Regions from separate parts of the Mus musculus genome. Here all the other regions are linked to region 2. A link is a loop called in an ENCODE intact Hi-C map of the cell type or tissue named here. Cell type or tissue: heart. All regions are shown on one strand.

The links. A loop is a pair of places that touch in the nucleus more often than their neighbours do. Peaks named below come from ENCODE experiments on the same cell type or tissue, not always from the same donor. Only the 100,000 strongest peaks of a DNase experiment are listed, where the experiment ranks them.
Region 1: it touches region 2 in a loop (6-fold over the local background); 9 of 42 quality-filtered maps call a loop at or near these places.
Region 3: a loop joins it to region 2, with 10 times the contacts of the local background. A loop is called at or near these places in 9 of 42 quality-filtered maps.
Region 4: it touches region 2 in a loop (2.8-fold over the local background); 9 of 42 quality-filtered maps call a loop at or near these places.

The regions. Positions count from the first base shown.
Region 1 is chr19:60,551,097-60,556,096 of GRCm38, reverse strand. All of the region lies in intron 3 of Cacul1 (CDK2 associated, cullin domain 1), which reads left to right. Gm41884 (a long non-coding RNA gene) reads left to right here and starts at 4,985. Exons shown (of 2, transcript XR_877980.1): 1 at 4,985-5,000. In heart, no CTCF peak of the experiment used is centred here; no DNase peak of the experiment used is centred here.
Region 2 is chr19:60,465,353-60,470,352 of GRCm38, reverse strand. Prlhr (prolactin releasing hormone receptor) reads left to right here and starts at 2,049. Exons shown (of 1, transcript NM_201615.2): 1 at 2,049-3,620. The coding sequence starts at 2,227. The coding sequence ends at 3,339. In heart, a CTCF peak has its summit at 2,939 (motif pointing left); a DNase peak (open chromatin) is centred at 2,942; H3K4me3 peaks cover 1,167 bases; H3K27me3 peaks cover 4,410 bases.
Region 3 is chr19:60,606,839-60,611,838 of GRCm38, reverse strand. Gm46652 (a long non-coding RNA gene) reads right to left here and starts at 609. Exons shown (of 2, transcript XR_003952898.1): 1 at 368-609. In heart, CTCF peaks have their summits at 82 (motif pointing right) and 2,856; no DNase peak of the experiment used is centred here; H3K27me3 peaks cover 241 bases.
Region 4 is chr19:60,544,601-60,549,600 of GRCm38, reverse strand. Cacul1 (CDK2 associated, cullin domain 1) reads left to right here. Exons shown (of 9, transcript NM_030197.2): 4 at 4,060-4,155. It overlaps Gm41884 (a long non-coding RNA gene), which reads left to right. Exons shown (of 2, transcript XR_877980.1): 2 at 641-2,171. Among named protein-coding and RNA genes, the nearest start is that of Gm41884, 4.0 kb to the left of the region's middle. In heart, no CTCF peak of the experiment used is centred here; no DNase peak of the experiment used is centred here.

The sequences.
Region 1 (5,000 bases), 86 kb before region 2:
ATATGGGGTGAGAGAGATGGCTCAGTGGTTGAGAGCACTTGTTGCTCTCTAGGTTCAATTTTCAGCTCCTCCATGGTAGCTTATGCCATCTACAACTTTAGTTCCAGGGATTCTGATGCCACCTCTGACAGGTCTGAGCATCAAGTTTGCAAGTCGTACACATGCATACATGCAGGCAAAACACTCATACACATAAAATACAACCCAAAACTTGATCTTAATTTGTGTGAATAATTTACTGGGACCCTTTAACTTTCCCAGAAATATCAGTGTGTGGTCTCAGGTCTTACTGGAGCCCTATCATAGTGCCTTCAAAATTTTCCAAGCTCTGAGTAAAATAAGGTATACATGTGGCTCTAGTCTTAGTGTAAAAACCATGAACCATTAACAAATATTTATGCTATGTATGCTAGGCCTTAGTATACAGTACCTAGATGCTAGAATTACAGAAAAATTGCAGCTTTATTCTTTAGCAGCTTTTATGGAAAAAGACATAATGATCATTTTAATATTCTGTGATGTCAAGAGTGACTGAGTAGGAAAATAAACTGAGTTCCAAGTCCTGGCTAATTTTCTCTACTGTGAAAAATTTTCAAATATATCTGTGCACCTTTTCTTAACTCTCTGACTTCATTCCTTCCAGAGCAAGACAGTAGCCCTTGATGAGGAGTTGAAGACTCCTTGTGTAATTACCTTTCCATGAGAACTGCACAGCAGTATTTTGCTTTTTGGTTGATTGCACCTTTACATATTCAGATCTTTTTCCCATCTGGTTTCTTTTTCCAGTAGCTCCTCTTTCCTGCCAAGGAAGTGTTCTGCTGCTCTGCTATGGTTGCCTCCACTTTGAATCCTCTACCCCTGGCAGACTTTAATGTTTATGTTGCCACTGTCATGCTAACTATTGTGCGGGTTGTTGTGTTTAACTATCCATCAGGATGCCATCTTTTGAACAGTGTGTACTTTTGAGAATTGCAATCTGAATGACTCATGCTAGTGTCTGTCAGCCTACCATGGCCTTGATTTAGGACTTGAGGTGAATGTGCCAGCTGTAGTGCTGCTGACCTTGTTTCCAGTTCCCAGTTCCGTCTGCAGATATAGTAGAGTTGTACTCGCTCACTACCTTGAAATTAGGCCATACCAAATGACTTTTGGCACATGAGTTGTTCCTGAAAGTAGTGTGTCCACAAACGCAGGAATACTTAATGTTGGCTCTGCAGTTCCTTATGTTGCTGCTTCCTTGCCTTGGTGTTCCCAATGGCAAATGTTCATCTTTATTTACATTTCAAAGTTATCCCCCCTACTTTGTTTCCCCTCTGCAAATCCCCGATCCTATCCCCCTCCTCCCTGCTTTTATGAGGGTGCTCTCACACCCACCCACTCCTGCCTTACTGCCCTAGCATTCCCCTACACTGGGGCATTGATCCTTCACAGGACCAAGGCCCTCCCCTCCCATTGCCAGATAAAGCAATTCTCTGCTACATATGCAGCTGGAGCCATGGGTCCCTCCCTGTGTACTCTTTGGTTGGTGGTTTAGTCCTTGGGAGTCTTGGGCAGGGGTCTGGTTGGTTGATATTGTTATTCTTCCTATGGAGTTACAAACCCCTTCAGCTGCAAAGGTTCCTCTTAATTCTGGTCCTAAGTAAGGATAACGTGGATCAAACTCTCAGCACAGGTATACAACATGAGTGAGCAAGAAAGCTGTATTTTATCTCCCCCCCCCCCCCGTGTGTGTTTGTGTATGTATGTGATGCAGAATCCATTGGAACAGTTGTGAACCACTTTTTCCTAAGCATTTTGTGGATAAGTTAAGTGCACTTGGTTGAACTGTAGTGCATCTTCACTTTAGCCACCTGAGCGTTGTGGCTTTTGATGCAGTTCACTGACCATTAAGAGTTGCTCATTTTCAGTAGTTTGGAACTTCACATTACTAAGTTGTTTAAGCAGTCTGCTTCCAGGGAAAGACAATAAATAACATTAAAGTGGGGGAAACAGCACAGATAATTTTCTGTTCAGATCCAGAGCAAGGGGGCTGTGGAATGGTACACATTTTCATTCTTAAATTTCTAAACAGCAGTTTAGAGAGGTGTTTGTTAGCTGTTTTAATTAAAAGGAAGTTGATTAGGTACACTTAAAATATTTTAATAAAATTAATACTTTTGATATGTTTAAGCTAAATATATCTTAGGTTTCTAGTTACTATAATTGACAGATCAATAATAAAATTAGTTGGAACTAAGCTATAGCTAGTCTCTTTTACTTAATTTTATTCAGTCTGTACAAACATCTACTTATATATAAGCCTTCTTGTCCAGCTGCAAGTAAAGGGCCATCCATCTTTTGATGGTGTTAAAGCTGGGCAGGTGTTGCATTGCTATTTGCTTTTTGCCCAGTGGGTGGCAGTACAATCCAACTGGTTGCTTGCAGTTGTCTTGGCAAAATGAAAAAAATAAAGGCCTTAAAATTTAAATCTGTTGACATTCAAAGTGTGTCTTAAAACAAGCAGATGAACAAATAACCTCTTTACTTCCCCAAGTATACTTCTTTTCTTCTTGCTAGACTGAAGATTTTAGGTAATAAAGTTATTGGACTGAAGAAATGGTTAAAAGTGTTTATAGCTCTTGTGCAGAACTAGAATTTGATCTTACCACTTACATTGGGCAGCTCACAGCAGCCTGTAACTCCAGCTCTAAGAGGTTCTGATGTACTGTTCTGGACTCCATGGATACCCATGCACATGAGGTTACTGTCTCTGTCTCTCTGTCTCTGTCTCTCTCTCTCTCTCTCTCTCTCACACACACACACATACACACACACACATCCTCCCTCCTTCCCTCTCTCCCTACCTTAAAAGAAATTTACCTGGTTACCTTTCTTCCTAGACCTCAAGCAAAATAGATATCATTACCATTAGTAACTCTTTTACTTGTGAACTGCTGAAGGCTTTTCACTGAAGCAGTTGCCTACAGAAAGTCGTTCTTACAGGAGAATTTTCCAGTGAGACAATCTAATCTAACCCTGAGCCATTTCCACAAGTGCTCATTCAGACAGTGGTTTTAATGTTCATCATGAGCCTCTGAGGGTAGAGACTTCTCCTTAACCTGTTTCATTGCAGGCTTAGCATGATCTTAGGTTCTCAGACAGATTCAGAAGTGACATTCTGTAAGTTGCTAGAAAGCACATATCTGCAGTACAGTTAAGATTTTTGAAGCATCTGCTTGTTTCAGTTGAGACAGATAGAAGGACAAGCAGATACTACCTACATTTGCTTATTACCAGACTGTAGAATATATTTATATAGATTATATTTTTTAAAAAGGTTTTTTTTTTTTTTTTTAGATTTATTTATTTATTATATGTAAGTACATTGTAGCTGTCTTCAGACACACCAGAAGAGGGAGTCAGATCTCGTTACGGATGGTTGTGAGCCACCATGTGGTTGCTGGGATTTGAACTCTGGACCTTCGGAAGAGCAGTCGGGTGCTCTAACCCACTGAGCCATCTCACCAGCCCTAAAAAGGTTTTAAAAAGGCCCTTTACTTCTGAGACATCTCGTTTTGCTCCCATAGATCATAGAATATGTTATTTTTTAAGGTTTGCTTTGAGACAGCTATGTGCTTGTTTCAAAAGATAGGGGAAATTTTCCTTTAAGAAATAAATCCTTAGGAACTAACTGGAACTGTTCAGCTGTTTAGCTGTTCAGAATGCTTGCTGTTCTTCAAAGGACCTAGCATGACCAGTCCTTAGAACTCAGTTCACCTGATATGCTCACTAGAGTAACTCTGGGGGCCCTTAAACTTGTTCAAGGCTCTGCTAAATACAGGCTTTCTACTGTGTATTATTTCCCCTGTAATTTTGTTGACATTTGCAATGATAATGCAAGCAGTGGTGGATCAAATTGTACATGTGTGAATTAGAAAATAAAGCAACCAATCTCACTTGGGAATGTCCTATATGGTAGGGTATGAGTGACACGTGTATACCACTGGGGAGGCAGAGGCAGAGGGGCCGAGGGGCAGAGGCAGAGGCGCAGGTGACTGCAAAGAGACACGAGCTCTGGGGGTACTGGTTAGTTCATATTGTTGTTCCACCTATAGGGTTGCAGACCCCTTCAGCTCCTTGGGTACTTTCTCTAGCTCCTCCATTGGGGGCCCTGTGTTCCATCCCATAGATGACTGTGAGTATCCACTTCTGTGTTTGCCAGGCACTGGCATAGCCTCACAAGAGACAGCTATAACAGGGTCCCTTCAGCAAAATCTTGCTGGCATATGCAATAGTGTCTGGGTTTGGTGGCTGATTATGGGATGGCTCCCTGGGTGGGGTAGTCTCTGGATGGTACATCCTTTCGTCTTGGCTCCAAATTTTGTCTCTGTAACTCCTTCCATGGGTGTTTTGTTCCCTATTCTAAGAAGGAATGAAGTTATCCACACTTTGGTCTTCGTTCTTCTTGATTTTCTTGTGTTTTGCAAATTGTATCTTGGGTATTCAAAGTTTCTAGGCTAAAATCCACTTATCAGTGAGTGCCTGTTTGGTTGTGTTTTCCTTTAATTCTTTAAGGGATTTTTGTGTTTCCTCTTTAAGGACTTCTACCAGTTTAGCAGTGTTTTTCTGTGATTCTTTAAGGACTTCTACCTGTTTAACAGTGTTCTCCTGTATTTATTTAAGTTATTAAAGCCCATCTTGATGTCTTCTACCATCATAATGAGAGATGATTTTGAATCCGAGTCTTGCTTTTTGGGTGTGTTGGGGTATCCAGGACTGGCTGAGGTGGGAGTGCTGGATTCTGATGATGGTGAGCAGTCTTGGTTTCTGTTGGTAAGATTCTTGCATTTGCCTTTTGCCATCTGGTAATCTCTGGTGTTAGTTGTTATGGTTGTCTCTGGCTGGAGCCTGTTTCTCCTGTGATTCTGTTAGCATGTCAGCTGTCCTGGGAGTCCAGCTCTCTTCTGAGTCTCAGTGGTCAGAGTACTCTCCTCTTGCAGGGAAGGTGCACAGCGGTCTGG
Region 2 (5,000 bases):
CACACACATAATACAGATACACATATGCACACACATGCATACAAACATACACACACACTTACCACACAGACACACACTGACACACACACAGATACACACACAGAGACACATGCCCACACACATGTATACACACATACACAGACATACACATGCACATATATGCATACACACACACTCACCACACACACAGAGACACATGCCCACACACATGCATACACACAAACACAGACATACACATGCACACACACACACATACACACACACACACACACACACACACACACACACACACACACATACACACACATACACACAGAGGTTTTCTCTGAAGTAAGGCAGATCTGGATAGAAATCCCAGCCACGTTACTTATTAGCTTTGCCAGTGTTTATAGTCCTTTACCAGATTTATTTGGCAAGTGGTAAATTACCTTCTCTGGAAAGTGCCCCAGTACACACGTGAACTACTTACCACTCTGACTTTCATACTGGTTTCTGCTACATGTATTATCGCTCAGAGAGTGTGGGTGTAGAGTGGAAATAGCACAATAATGGGTAGCTTTTGTGCTATAACTGACTTTTCTTCTTGTGTGAGTGACTCACTGGAATTTCAAGAGTGGAATGACTTGTTAAAGCTTTCTAGTAGAACTGAGATATCTGAAGCCCCAGAGGCTAAAGTAGGGCTTACCAGAGAGGACTAGACATTGAAACTCAGCCTCCTTCAGAAGCCCTGGCTTCTGAACAGGGTGGTTACAAAGCCCCTTTCCTGACAGACCTCTCACTGTGCAGCTTAACTTATATTTCAGTGACAACTTCATGCTACTAAAGATCTTATGAAACTTAACCTTTTCAAATGTCACCTTTGTTATTCTTTCTGAAACCCTGCAACCGCTAGTACGTAAAAAAGAAAAAAATATCTAAACCGACATAGGAAGGGCTTTTATTCTAGGAGGACAAGAAAGTCAGGAACTCAACAATCTCTGCTAGGACAGGTGGCGCCTTGGGTTGCTGTAGCGACAAAGAGAAATGAGCAAAGAGTGGCAGGGTTCAGATATTGGGGTGAATTTATAGAGCACAAACTGGCCTGATGGCTGCGTTTTTCTGAGCTAGGGAGGTAAATGATGGCACGGTCCCTGGTGATGATCCATATCGGAGCCAAAGTCACCCTTCAATCTCCATCCTGCACTTCTTTTTTTTTTTTTGCTCCAGGGAGCAAGCCTCAGATCCACAGAGCTGCAGTAATTTCGATTGTCGCGAGCCCCCTTGCGCCGTACCCACACAGCACTGGGGAGCTGCCCGTGGTGCTGATTTTTTCCCTTTGAGAGGAAACTCTGGCCACCACACCTGCAAAAGGCTCAAAGGATACACTGGAGTGCTAGAGCCCTAAAATCCCTGACCAGCGACAGGTGCAGCATAACAAAGCTCTGCTAGACCCCAAACTCTAGCGACTCTGTCAGCTGCAGTTGGAGCTCTGCAGGATCTGGAGCTGTCCTGTGAGGACTTCCCTTCACTCCCTAGTTTATCTACATTTCCCTATTTCCAAATCCTCTCAGCCTTTGGAGACTACACCTGGTGGACATCACAAATTGGCGCTTCCCGCACCTCCTCTGTCATCCCCTGGGACACGCCCCTCTGGAACAGCTTCTCCAGGGGCACTGCACACTTCCGAAGTGGAGATCACCCTGGAGCGTGGGGCCCAGGTTCCTGGCCCCACCCCCTTTCTTGCTTATTCCTACTACACATGCTGCTCCTCTTAAGCACAGAGTTGGGCAGTAAGCTCCGCCCCCATCTTCCATTGAAGGGAGAGCTGAAGTCAGGAAGAGGTGGAGGGGAGGAGCTCCCAGACCCCTCACAAGCTGCTGACCCACTGGGAACTACTGAATCCGTTAGTAGAAGAGAGCAACCCGAGCGAGCGTCCATTGTTGGCTGAGGACCCCTGAGGAACAGCAGGCGGTCTGCTCCCGCCTTTGAGAGCCTTTTCCCGCCAGCCAAGCCTGCTCACAGGTAGGGCCAGCTCCCCGGTCTGCCTTCCGGGGACCGCGAGAGCTATCCACGAATAGGAGCTGTTTAAAGAACCTGTGTTAGGCTTATTTTTATAGAACTGGAAGGACAACATTCATTGCGCTTGATGTTCTGGGTCTTGTGTCCAAGAGAGGAGTTGGGTGGTGGGAAAAGGTACACGAGGGAAGATGGAAAGTGACAACTTTGATTACCTTTGAACAGGTAGCCATGACCTCACTGTCCACTGAGACCACTGGAGACCCCGATTTGTCTTCTGGGCTGTTGCCAGCTAGCTCGACTCCAGCCAACCAGAGCGCAGAGGCCTCGGAGGGCAACCTGTCTGCAACGGTTCCCCGAGCTGCAGCAGTCACGCCGTTCCAGAGCCTGCAGCTGGTGCACCAGCTGAAGGGGTTGATCGTGATGCTGTACAGCATCGTGGTGGTCGTGGGTCTGGTGGGCAACTGCCTGCTTGTGCTGGTGATCGCGCGCGTGCGCCGGCTGCACAACGTGACCAACTTCCTCATTGGCAACCTGGCCTTGTCCGACGTGCTCATGTGTGCCGCCTGTGTGCCTCTCACGCTAGCTTATGCCTTTGAACCTCGGGGCTGGGTGTTCGGTGGAGGCCTGTGTCATCTGGTTTTCTTCCTGCAGCCGGTCACCGTCTATGTATCGGTGTTCACACTCACCACAATCGCCTTGGACCGCTATGTGGTTCTGGTGCACCCGCTACGTCGGCGCATTTCACTGAGGCTCAGCGCCTACGCGGTGCTGGGCATCTGGGCTCTATCTGCAGTGCTGGCGCTGCCGGCCGCGGTGCACACCTACCATGTGGAGCTCAAGCCCCACGACGTGAGCCTCTGCGAGGAGTTCTGGGGCTCGCAGGAGCGCCAACGCCAGATCTACGCCTGGGGGCTGCTTCTGGGCACCTATTTGCTCCCCCTGCTGGCCATCCTCCTGTCTTACGTACGGGTGTCAGTGAAGCTGAGGAACCGCGTGGTGCCTGGCAGCGTGACCCAGAGTCAAGCTGACTGGGACCGAGCGCGTCGCCGCCGCACTTTCTGTCTGCTGGTGGTGGTGGTGGTAGTGTTCGCGGTCTGCTGGCTGCCGCTGCACATTTTCAACCTATTGCGAGACCTGGACCCGCGTGCCATCGACCCCTACGCCTTCGGGCTGGTGCAGCTACTCTGCCACTGGCTTGCTATGAGCTCCGCCTGCTACAACCCCTTCATCTATGCATGGCTGCACGACAGCTTTCGAGAGGAGCTGCGCAAGATGCTGCTGTCCTGGCCCCGCAAGATTGTGCCTCATGGCCAGAACATGACTGTCAGCGTGGTCATCTGATGTCGCTCTGCCAGGTCCGAGCTGGGGAAATTCATATCCCTTAGCCCCAGAGGTCGTCGTGAGATCTTATTCCCAGCACCAAAGTTAAGCCAACACATGCGAATTCCCACCCAGCCCTTTTGATTTGTCTGGTTTTTGTGTTTCTGTGAAATGTTAGGTGGGCTTTGGAGCAGAAGAGCCTGGGGAGAGAGAGAGAAGCAGATTTATCAGGTCTACCCCTGAAAGCAAAACAGCTATTTTTCTGGGTTCAGAAAAATAAATCAGTAGCAGGTCTTTCTTTCTCTCTTTCTTTCTTTCTTTCTTTCTTTCTTTCTTTCTTTCTTTCTTTCTTTCTTTCTTTCTTTTTTTCTTTGCGTACACTGTGGGTGGAATTTAAATGTGGTGTTGGAGTTGGTGAAGATTTTCACTTTACCTTTTTAAAAGGCCCCAGCTGAGATATAATGACTGTTTTGTCTACCTGAGCCTTGGATTCACTTTGATTTCAGATCATACTATGATCCCAAATCAATATCCAGGTTTTTAACATTTCCTGAGTAAGATCTTTATGTTCCAAAAAGATTTTCATTTTAAAATCATTTGGATTTATAGAACAAATCCAGTTTCAGGTTACATTTCAGGAGGTGTTATTCTTGTCTTCTTTCCAACTCCTCAGCTACCATATTGAAAGGATAAAGGAAGCAGGTCAGTAAGTAGACAGCTCACCTAGCCCTGGGTTCAAGTCTTGCACAACAGGGTGTGCATGTCTGTGAGCCCATGACCCAAGAAATGGAGGAAAAGGGATCAGTTCATGATCATCCTGGGCTACATAGGGAATCTGAGACCAGCCTGGGCTACATGAGAGGAATCAATCACTATAGAGACAGGCAAATGGGAAGATGTGGTTCTCTTAAGGACACATGTACCTGTCCATGAGGACAGACATCATATGTGTGTGTGCACACACACACAAGCAGTGTTTACCACCAGAAAGAAATGCTCAGTGTAAACTGTGTGCCATAGCATTCTCCTGCATCCTCTAATTGCTGAATTTCAACAGATCAACAGCTGCCATCTGACTGCTCAGCACCTGCTCCCTGGAGATTCTTGCAACATATCAGCCTAGAAGCCAGGGCTGGAACGGATTACTTAAGGATAGCACAGAAAAATTAACTTCCATCCACAAGATGGACAGTTCAAATGCTAACCACTTTCAGGGCTTCAAGAACAGGGAAGGCTCTTGGGTGTGAGCCTGGGTTGATGATCAGCACATTAACCTTTTCAGAATTCTGTTAATGAGGAACGTACTTGGGGCCTCAGTTTCCAAGAGCCTCAATAATGGATGCTGAAACAGCTACTGGTTTGCTGAGAGAAGGAACTTTGGAAAAAGATACATAGTATCAACCCAGGGCCTGTGAAGTGTGTGATGTGAATTACTGTCTGTAGCAAGTGTGTGGGGCTCTAGTGCCACTCCAGGAAGGTCTCCCCTCTCTTCTATTACTGTTGAAAAGAGACTAGCTCATTTATCCGCGTGCTGTATAAGAGGAGGTTTGGTACCAAAATGACAAAGGTTTAGTTCTCACATCTACAGACGATGGGGGTATGAATATCTGCACTAAGCAGCACCAGAAGTCGTTAGTAGCTACAGGGTTACATTCCGTAGACTGAAAAGGGTTGAAGCAGGT
Region 3 (5,000 bases), 140 kb before region 2:
GGTAGTAGTCCCTATCAGCAACATGGAAGAGAGGAGAGAGGTACTGGTAGAAGTTCTAGAACCTGGGTGGATCCTGGCTGCCGCCAGGGGGAGACCTGGCGCGGCCTCCACTGCTCTCTGGAAAGCCTGTCAATTCTTGTCAACCCACTGTAGCTGCTGGAGCATTGGACATAAGGATGCATTGACCGGGTGAACCTCCTAGGGGAAGCAGCAATGCTTGGAGGCTCAGCAAGGGGGTTGGGGCGGGGAAAGAGCATTTTCCAGCTTGCTGCCTTCTACTGGTGGAAGCCAAGGCCGGGGAACCTGCGAGGTTGCTATGAACAAATTGTGTGCCCAGTTTGCTTTTCCACATCCACTGTGTGCTTACCTAAGACAGAAGAAAAGAAAGCACTCTGGAGGAAAAGTGGACTCTGAGGAGAGAGCATGGGGGCTTTTCTCCAGTCCAAGATCCAGGAAGGCATCCTAGAAGCAGCCTGCTCCCGTGATAAAGAGCTCTGGGCAGCAGGTGTCTGTTAGAGCAGGCTCCTATTAGAACAGGCTCAGAATTTCTGCAATGCCTGTTGCCATGGCAAACAGCCATTCACAGAACCAAGCTGATCATTCCAGAATCCCACCCCGCAGTTTAGCCTGTGACCCAGTCCAGTGAAGAGGAAAAGCTAGAAGCTGAGCCTCTAACTTCAGTTTAAGCAGTCTGCCTCACCTTCCATGGGCACTGGCCCATGTGTCACGTCCTGCCTGAAAATAGCTTTTCCCTCAGCCTACTGTTTTGGAAGGAATGTGTAACGTTCTGAGGTTCAACATCCCTGCGCCTTAGAAAAGGTGTTTTTCTTCCTGGTGACCAGACTGAATCCTCACCTTTGAAATGACCTCTGTGTCACTTCTGAGATGCTTGTGGGGAGATTCCCTGAATCTGGAAGATTTTCAGATAAGGAAATCCAGATGATTTCTAGAGAAATGAAATGTACCCAAAGTCACTAGGGGTTATTGGAATCTGGTAGTCAGACTTTTCAACTACCCAGAGCTTGACTGTTAAATCTATACAAGATCTCTGTTTTTTTTTAATATATATATATATATATTTCAGGGACTGGATAGATGGTTCAGGGCGTGCTTCTTTTGAAGATGTTCAGAGTTCAGTTACCAATACCCACATGGTGACTCACAGCCATCTGTAACTCTAGTTCCCAGGGACCCAACACCCTCTTTTGACCTCTATTGGCATCAAACATGCACATACATACATTCAGGCAGGACATACATAGAATAATAAATCTAAAATATTTTGATTATATGTATATGTGCCTGTCTCTGTGTGGCTATGCACATGTGCATGTGTGTGACTACAGAGGCCAGAGGTGGTGTATCCCCCTGGAAGATGGAGTTATAGACAGTTGTGAGCTATCAAATATGATATGAAATAGAAACCAAATTATGGTTCATCTTGCCCACAGATGCTGGTTTTTTTTTTTGTTTTTTTTTGTTTTTGTTTTTTGGTTTTTTTTGTTTTTGTTTTTTTGTTGTTTTGTTTTGTTTTTGCCACGTTAGTGTTTGTTCTGAATCTGATCCTCCCCCCAGCTCCTTTCCTCTCTCTCTTCTGATTCTGTAACAGCAGCATTTTTACCTAGGGGACACAAGGTTCTTCTCCTCTCTGCTCCCTTTAGCTCTTTTCTGACCTTAGTAAGTGATGATCAAGACTTTGTCCAGCTATTGAACCACAATGTCCAGACTCTGAGGGACTATAGGAAGAGAAAGGGAACAAGTTCAAGTTGAGAGTCAGGTCATAGTCAGACCAGGTAACTGACTATGGGGAGAGGGCCAAGTGCATGTCAGGTATAGTCTCAGCAAGGTCACTCAAACGACTACTGTCAGGGTCGACATATTTGCAGTGGGGCTGGGAGTCCAGGAGGCGCTAGAAGAACACAGGATTCTGGGAACATCTAATCAAACAGGAGCTAAGCCAAGTGCCTGTTGAGTGATGAATGGAGCAGATATGGAAATTGAAGTAAGAATCTTGTTGGCCTTGTTGGACCGAGCCATGGCTAGGCACCGTTAAGCCTTTTAGAGTGACTTGGTCATACATCAAGGCTGTGAGCAGCAGGACCTGTCCTCAGCCTCAGGGCTGGCATCACCAATGCTGTCAAGACACTGACTGTCAGCAGGCCCAGGCAGTGCTAGTATTACTTCAGGGATCCATGGTAGGTGAGAAGAGGCACAGATTATAATTCCTGCCTACTCCCAAACCCCAACAGCACAGAGCTTTCATAGGACATCTTAGTGCTTCCATCTCCCAGAGGGAGTGAAAAGCCTGACAACCTGATTGTGGGGCTTTAAAAAGTGTCTATAACTAACCACTTGTGTGCTGTGATGCCAGGGAAAGGCTAGAGGATACGTACTTACATGCCAGCAACCTGACTGGAACCTTGTCTCCCTCCCCATCTGAAAGTCAGGAAGTTGAGCCCCTGGAAATCTCACTTGGAATTTTTCACTCCACAAACCATTGAAACCCTATTCTCTGTGCTATGAGCACCTGCCATGTTCCAGATGGAACATCTGACATATGTGTTATCAACCACCATAGTAACTTCCTATCCCCTTCAAGGCACACATCCTAAAGTCCTCCTATTGGGTCTTATTTCATAAAGTTTCTACCACCTACTGATGGTACCACAGTCTGGGGCCCAAACACTTGCCATACAGATCTTTAGGGGACACTCAGCATGCTGTAACACCATCTTATGTTTGCGTGAGGGTTAGAGTTGTTCTCTGTTAATGTTATGCGCAAAGGCACCTAATCTGCCTTCCCAGCACAAACCTGGACTGTCATGTGCCAGCTACTGAAGTTATAACTTGAGCTACCGCTAAGTGGCGCTGCCTGCCAGCAGCAGGCACAGCTCTGTTCAGCAGTATGTGTGCACCTACTTCAAAATGTCATTGAAATTTCCCCATGTTTCTTTATCAAAAACAAGTGGGAACTGGGAGAAAGAGAAAGTGCTAATATTAGAGCTAAGCCAAACAACATTTCCGTGTGTGCTGGCTACTTTTATGTCAACTTGATGCATGAAATCATTCTGGAAAGAAAGAACCTCAATTGAGAAAATGCCTCAGCTGGGCTGTGGTGCATTTTCTTGCGTGCAGACTAATATGGGAGAGCCCAGCTCACTGTAGGCAGTGACACTCATTGGCTGCTGGTCCTGGGTGCTATAAGAAAGTAGGGTGAGCAAGCCATGCATGGTGAGCAAGCCAGTAAGCAGTAACCCCTCTCCAATCCCCCCCACCCTCGTTTCTGCATCACTTCCTGTCTCCAGGTTCCTGCCCTGACTTCCCTGGATGGTGGACTACAAACTGAAATAAACCCTTCTTTCTCTAAGTTGCTTTTGGTCACAGTATTTTATCACAGTAATAGAAACCTTTAGTATATCATGCTTAGTATACCTGCTTCCAGGAGGAAATTCATTTGCCAATCTTTGGGCTCAAATAGATGATCCTTGTCCTAAATGGTTCTACTGGAGGCTTAATGGTTAAAAAGAAAAAAGAAAAGAAAAGAAAAGAAAGGAAAAGAAAAGAAAAGGGAAAAAAGAAAACATGAAAGAAAACAGTCTATAAAATTTAATAGTTGTAAAACACTTCTTAAAAAGATAGGCTCTTGTGCTGTAGAGATGGCTCAGTGGTTAAGAGCATTGACTGCTCTTACAGAGGTTCTGAGCTCAATTCCCAGCAACCACATGGTAGCTCACAACCATCTGTAATAGGATTCAACGCCCTCTTCTGGTGTGTCTGAAGACAGCTACAGTGTACTCATATGCATAAAATAAATAAAATCTCAAAAATAAAAAAAGATCTTAGGTTGCTCATGTAGCCAAGGGTGATCTCAGTCTAGCTTCGGTAGCTGAAGATGACCTTGAACCTGCAATCATCCTATCTCTACCTTCCAAGTACTGATAGTTAAGGTGGCAAGCTCTACTATCTCTGATTTATGCAGTGTTGGGATCAAACCTAAGTCTTCATTCATGCTATCCAAACACTCTCTCAGCTGAGCTATATCTCTATCCCTGGATATGAAATAGTTGATCTCTTAGATTCAGGACTACTACCAGTGGAAGGGTGTCTTGTGCAAATTAGAAAAGGGGTTCTTTTTCCCCCTCCTCTATGTAAATATAACTCTGTACCAAGATACACAGGTGAGTTTCAGTCCCTGCTAAATCCATAACCAGATGCTGCCAGTGTACAATATGCCCAACAGTGCAGAGCTGCCAAGGATGAACATCCATTTATAATGCACAAGTCTCTTGTTCTAGTTTTGTACAGTTAATTTTATACACATGTATAAAACAGAAGGCTGCCTACAAACAATATCTATGGTTAATTTTTTTAAAAATTAGACTTGTCCCATATTTGAGACATTCCTGGGAACGTTGAGACTATAAAACCATGAAACTATAATGGGCAAGGCTAAGATTCATGTCCTCCCTCGGCAATCCTCCTCACAGAGTATTTATTTCCTAGAAATCTGTGTCCTAGTTTGGTTGTTTGGTTTCTGTTGTTGTCACAAAGCACTGACCAAGAGCAACTCTGGAGGAAACTTACAGGTCATAGTTCATCATGGAGGAAAATCAGGTAAAGGATTCAAGCAGGGGCAGAGGCAAGAACTAACAGGGACTCTGCTTGATTCCATGGCTTATGTCCAGTTATCTTTCTCACGCTTTCCAGAATCACTTTCCCAGATGTGACACCACCCACAGCAGGCTGGCCACTCACAAACCAATCAACAATCAAGAAGCCCCTTTGGACTTGCCTATATGCCAATCTGATAGAAGCATTTCTTCAATTGGACATTCCTCATCCCACATGACTTTTTGTGTGTTGACAAACACATTGCAGCACATTTGTATCATGCCTTTTACAGAATTGTGGACTATTTGAAGATATAAGCTAGATGTACCATTTATTTCCAGGGCACATCACGAAGATGTGTGAGAGTGTGCTGGTAGGAAATGGCAAGA
Region 4 (5,000 bases), 79 kb before region 2:
CTCTTCACTGCACCTTTACTAATTCCAGATAGAAAAGCATTTGCTGTAGCCCACATAAAACTAAAGGCTTTTTGGAGCCTTCAGGCTTAAAGATTTATCATTTATTATTTTCATGTGTATTTGTGCATCCACATGAGTTTATGTGCTTTATATGGGTACAGGACCCTATGGCAGCAAGAAGACAGCATCAGATCCCTGTGAACTGTCATGCGTGAGCTGGAATCCAATCCTGGGTTCCCTATAAGAGCAGTAGGTGCTCTTAACTACTGAGCCATCTCTTCAGCCCCATCTTCAGTTATTTAAATAGTGCAAATGGTTCCTGAGGCCAAAATGTTTAAGATGCAATACAATAAAACTTACTCCAAGATAGATTACAGATTGATATTCACATGTGTATAGAGAGCTATCATACTCTTATTTCTACAAGCAATGTATTTTTCAGAAGGATAGAAAATAATTAAGTGGTGGTTTCAGGGAGTAGGAAGTTAACTTAAAACACTAAACCCATTTGAACTGACTAAAATTTTAAACTAAATAAGGAGGGGGCTGAGGGTTTAGCTGTGGGTTCTGTCCAAAGCACCTGCACTACTTCCCCTAAAAATTGCAAGAAGTTTAGAATAATTATTATTTTTTTCTGCAGCTTGTTTCTTCCTTTTTGATATGATGGATTATTTTTCCAATTAATGTTCAAGCCAAATAATACCATTTTGGAATAGTGAAACTCAACTAGGCATCATTTTTCTCAGTGGGGACCAGAGTTTATTGGATGTAAGTTTTAAAGAGGAACAGTTTGATTAGGATTTTCAAAGTCACATTTATTTCTAGTTTCCTGGAATAGATGGAGTTTATTTTCTCAGACTGTCATAATTTATAGTCCTGTCATTTCAAAGGTTTTGAGTAAGTGCAACATGAAATGTGGAAGTAAAAAAGTTAAGTGTTCTGACATTTGATTTAGCACAAAAAGTACTTTTTAATACTCCTAACCTTTGAGGCTTTATGACTTTGTAAAGGAATAAGGAGTTCAATTGTATTTATTCTCTCTGCTGTTAAATGTGCCTTTTGATCAGTGTTCATGTTTTTTTTAACACTTAGACGAAGTGTCCTTTTATGAAAATGAAAAAAAAATTTTAATGTAATAGCTTTTCAAATTTTTTCTTCTATATGGGTAGAATTTACTTCTTTGAGTGCTGAATATCATTTCCTAAGTTCTTTGAAGCTTCTTTGAGGAAGATGGTGTATGCCAGTCTGTTCATTAAGGGTAGTTAGGCTTGCTTGTGATGCAAGCCATTTCTCCTAAGTTCTCTGGTTGGCGAAGATTGCTTTTTAAAATATGAATGGATTTTTCTAAGTGTTAGGCACATGGCTGCTGTGCACCCTTGCTCATATATAGTTTTACAGTATGTGTCTTTTTTCAAAGCGGTTCCAGATTTTCTCTTATTTTTGCCACATTCTCAGAAATAGCATAGTGTGAGTATTGCTCCTTAGCATAGAAATTGAAATTCAAAGTGATGCATTAGTTGCTCAGTACACTAGAACCTTGATAATACTAAAGTAGAAATTTAGATTTAAACAGTGCTAGGTTAGATTTAGATGTTGTAAAGTTTAGATTTCAAAAGACCCTGCTTTTGAAAAATATACCTCTCCCTGTATCCTGTATTCTAGGCATTGTGGTTAGATTGGAGAAGAGCAGGTAAGGTACAGATTGTTGCCTCAGGGGCTTGCAGTTAGTAGCAGAGATTACTCAGTAGGAGCAGTAAGTGGTTTGCTCCACTGAAGGGAACTCAGATGTTTTGAGAAAGTGACAAAACTTGAAGGAAAAGAGTAAGTTTGGTGAGGCGTGGGTAGAGAGATGTTTGGGCAGACAGAACAACACTGATTCTACTTGGGATTGGTTAGTTGGTCCATGTACTGAGCTGGGTTGTGTATAAGAAAGAAGGTGTAGGCTGTGGAATCAGAAGTAGACAGTGTGCTCTAAATTGAGAGGTGTGAACTTAAGAAAAAAGATGGTAGTGGGGATTTTGGAGTACTAAGAAGTTGCTGGAATCTGATTGAGTCTTAGTGCTTATTAGCTTGGGATCATACTCAAATGGTTAAATATTTCTGAGCTGTTTCCCTCTTATGTATGATAGAGACAACTTTTATTCCACAGGTAGTTAGGAAGACTAGGAAAAGAAATGGGAAGATAAACACCAGACCTTTAAGTACTCTGTAATGAAAGATGAAGTAGAGATAGTTCCCAGCATATATTCCAAGCTCCTAGGTAGAAGCATTATGAGGTGACTCCTTTAGAGGTATTAGAACATTCAACATTTCTCAAATAGCTTAAGGCACAGTTTGTATAATTTTACTTAGTTTATGTGTATGTCTCTGTATATGAGTGGATGGGTACCTGAAGAGGCCAGTTAGAGGGCTGGAATCCTTGGTTCTGGAATTACAGGTTGTGAGCTGCTTGATAGGGTTCTGGGATCCAAACTCAGGTCTTCTGGGAGAACAGCAAGCACCCTTAACCACTGAGCCATTTCTCCAGCCCCCTAATTTCATATGGTTGAACTTGGTACTTAGGAGTCTTAGTGTGGTAGAACATGAAAGCATGATGTTGTCTTTAAGGTCTGGTTGTCAGGTGATGAAGTTTTCAAAGAACAGACCTTATGTGTGGAATGTTTTGTTTTTATATTTTATACCTTCCCATTCCCCAACACTGTGGCTCAGAAATTTTTAGTTCATGTATCTTATCATTTGCTAATATTTTAATCCCTTTAAATTTAACATTTTAAAATTTAATTAATAATTTAATTTAAATTTATTTAATTTAAGTAATTTAATTATAATTTATAATTTAATTATCATTTGCTAAAATTTAATCTTTTAAAATTTAATTAATTTAATCTTTTATTTAGGCTTCTTTAATGTTAAATTAACTTAAAGAATAAAATAAAATAGTACATGGATATAGTTTTGTAAAACATATCATCTTATGGTACTACAACAAAATACCATAGACTGGGCAGTTTAAGTTATTTCTTATATCGGTTTGGAAGCGGAGAAGTTTCTAGATTGAGGTTCTGGCTTATGGGTTCCTGGTGAAGACTCCTCCTGGATTGCAGCTGAAACATTCTCACCAAAGCCTTCTCCGTGCCACATTTTGATAGCAAAGATTTAGAAACCCTTTGTCTCTTTAAGGGCATGGTCTTTGTAGGATGTGGGGCCATGCCCTTATGACTTCATGGAATTTTAATTATTTCCTTACTTCAGTTATAGCTATACTGGGAGACAAGACATGTTCAGTCAACGTACAGTAAATTTGGAGAGGTTCCTTGGTGAATTTGTGACTTAGTATTTTGTAGGAGTGAGTGACGTTAGATGTGCATTATACTGTACTTCAGTCTAGACCTGCAGGTATATGTGAATCATTTGAGTCCTTACTTCTCTTGTTGACAGTTGGTTAACTAGAGAAGCTGTTTACAATGGAGATAAAATTTAAAAATGTATTAGCCACTCTAATAGTGTCTTAAAAGATTGGTTTACTTTATTTTATACTTGTCAGTGCTTTACTTCATTGTATGTTTGTATACCACATGATACAGTGCTTGTGGAGACCAGAAGATAGTATTGGATTCCCTAGAACCAAAGGTTTAGGTGGTTGTCAGCTACCATGTGGGTGATGGAAGCTGAACCTTGGTTCTTTTGTAAGAGGAGCAAGCATGCTTAACTGCTTGACATCAATTCAGCCTCTGGTAGTGTCTAGAGCCTGCTTTACTTACTTGAATTCTGTCCCCCCTAATTCCAGGTCCTAATATGGTTTGATTCCTTTAAGAACTATCTCTAATTCAGTGGTGATTTATTAAAATCATACTTTTTAGCTAATATGTTAAAGCCATATAGTTTTTTAAAGTGACTAAAGTGTCATAGAATAGACTTTGGAACAAAAAAAAATCTGAACTGACTTTAGAGTATAAGTACCTCCCCATTTTAGGTTCTTTCTGAGTTTATATTGCTGGGGTTGAAGAAGTACTTTCAGCTGGTTTCCCAGAGTACTTACGTTGATATTCTTTCCCACAGGCCAGCCCTCCAGACCTCTATATTGAAAGATTTAATATAGCTCTGGGACAGTATATGGGAGCATTGCAGAGCATCGTGCCTCTTTTCATATATATGGTAAGTTAGAGCTCTGTCACCCTTTCTTTCCCAAACCATGCAAGGCTAATTGTGTTCTGTTTTTATTTACTATAGTTATAATTTTTTCCCATTCCTGAGTCAGTTTACAGATGGGTGTGTTTATGAATATGGAGCCTAATTCACCACCTTATTCTTACAGCACATCTAAGTGGAATAAGCCAGAAATTGGAGGTGAGAAAGCTAGAAGGGCATTTCTTCTCCATCCCTCCCACAATTTTCTTTTATTAAATTTGTTCTTTAACAGTTTCATACGTGTATATAGTACATTCTGCATGTGTTTTTCTCTAACCCTCTCTTCCTCTGTGCTGTCCCCCACCCCCCAGGATCCCCACAGGTCTCATTCCTATGTACTTGCTGAGAGGAGACCTTTAAATCCTGTCAGGAAGGAGAGTATTAGATGAGGAAAGCTTGAAACACCTTTGTTCAGAAAAATACCCAAAACAAAAGTAGATGGGGAACATTGTAGGAAATTTGTAAAATACTAGACACAGATTTATTGTCTTTGATAATTAACTTTTATGGATTAATTAGAAAAAAGTCAGCAATACTATGTTTTTGTCTGATATGAATTAGATAGTTCACAGAATACATATACATATATATATCATTAAAAAGGAAAAATATATCATGCCATTGTTAAATGTAACTTACAATTACTTTTAAATTACTCTTTAAAAAGTGCTTGGAAATACTTATTTTTGATGAATCTGTAAAAGAAACAGACCTATAATTTAGAGTAGAAATGAATTGCTAAAATTGCCTTGAAAGACTCAGATTTTATGTGTAAAATTTCTCAAGTTCATAAATAGATATAAACACTAAGT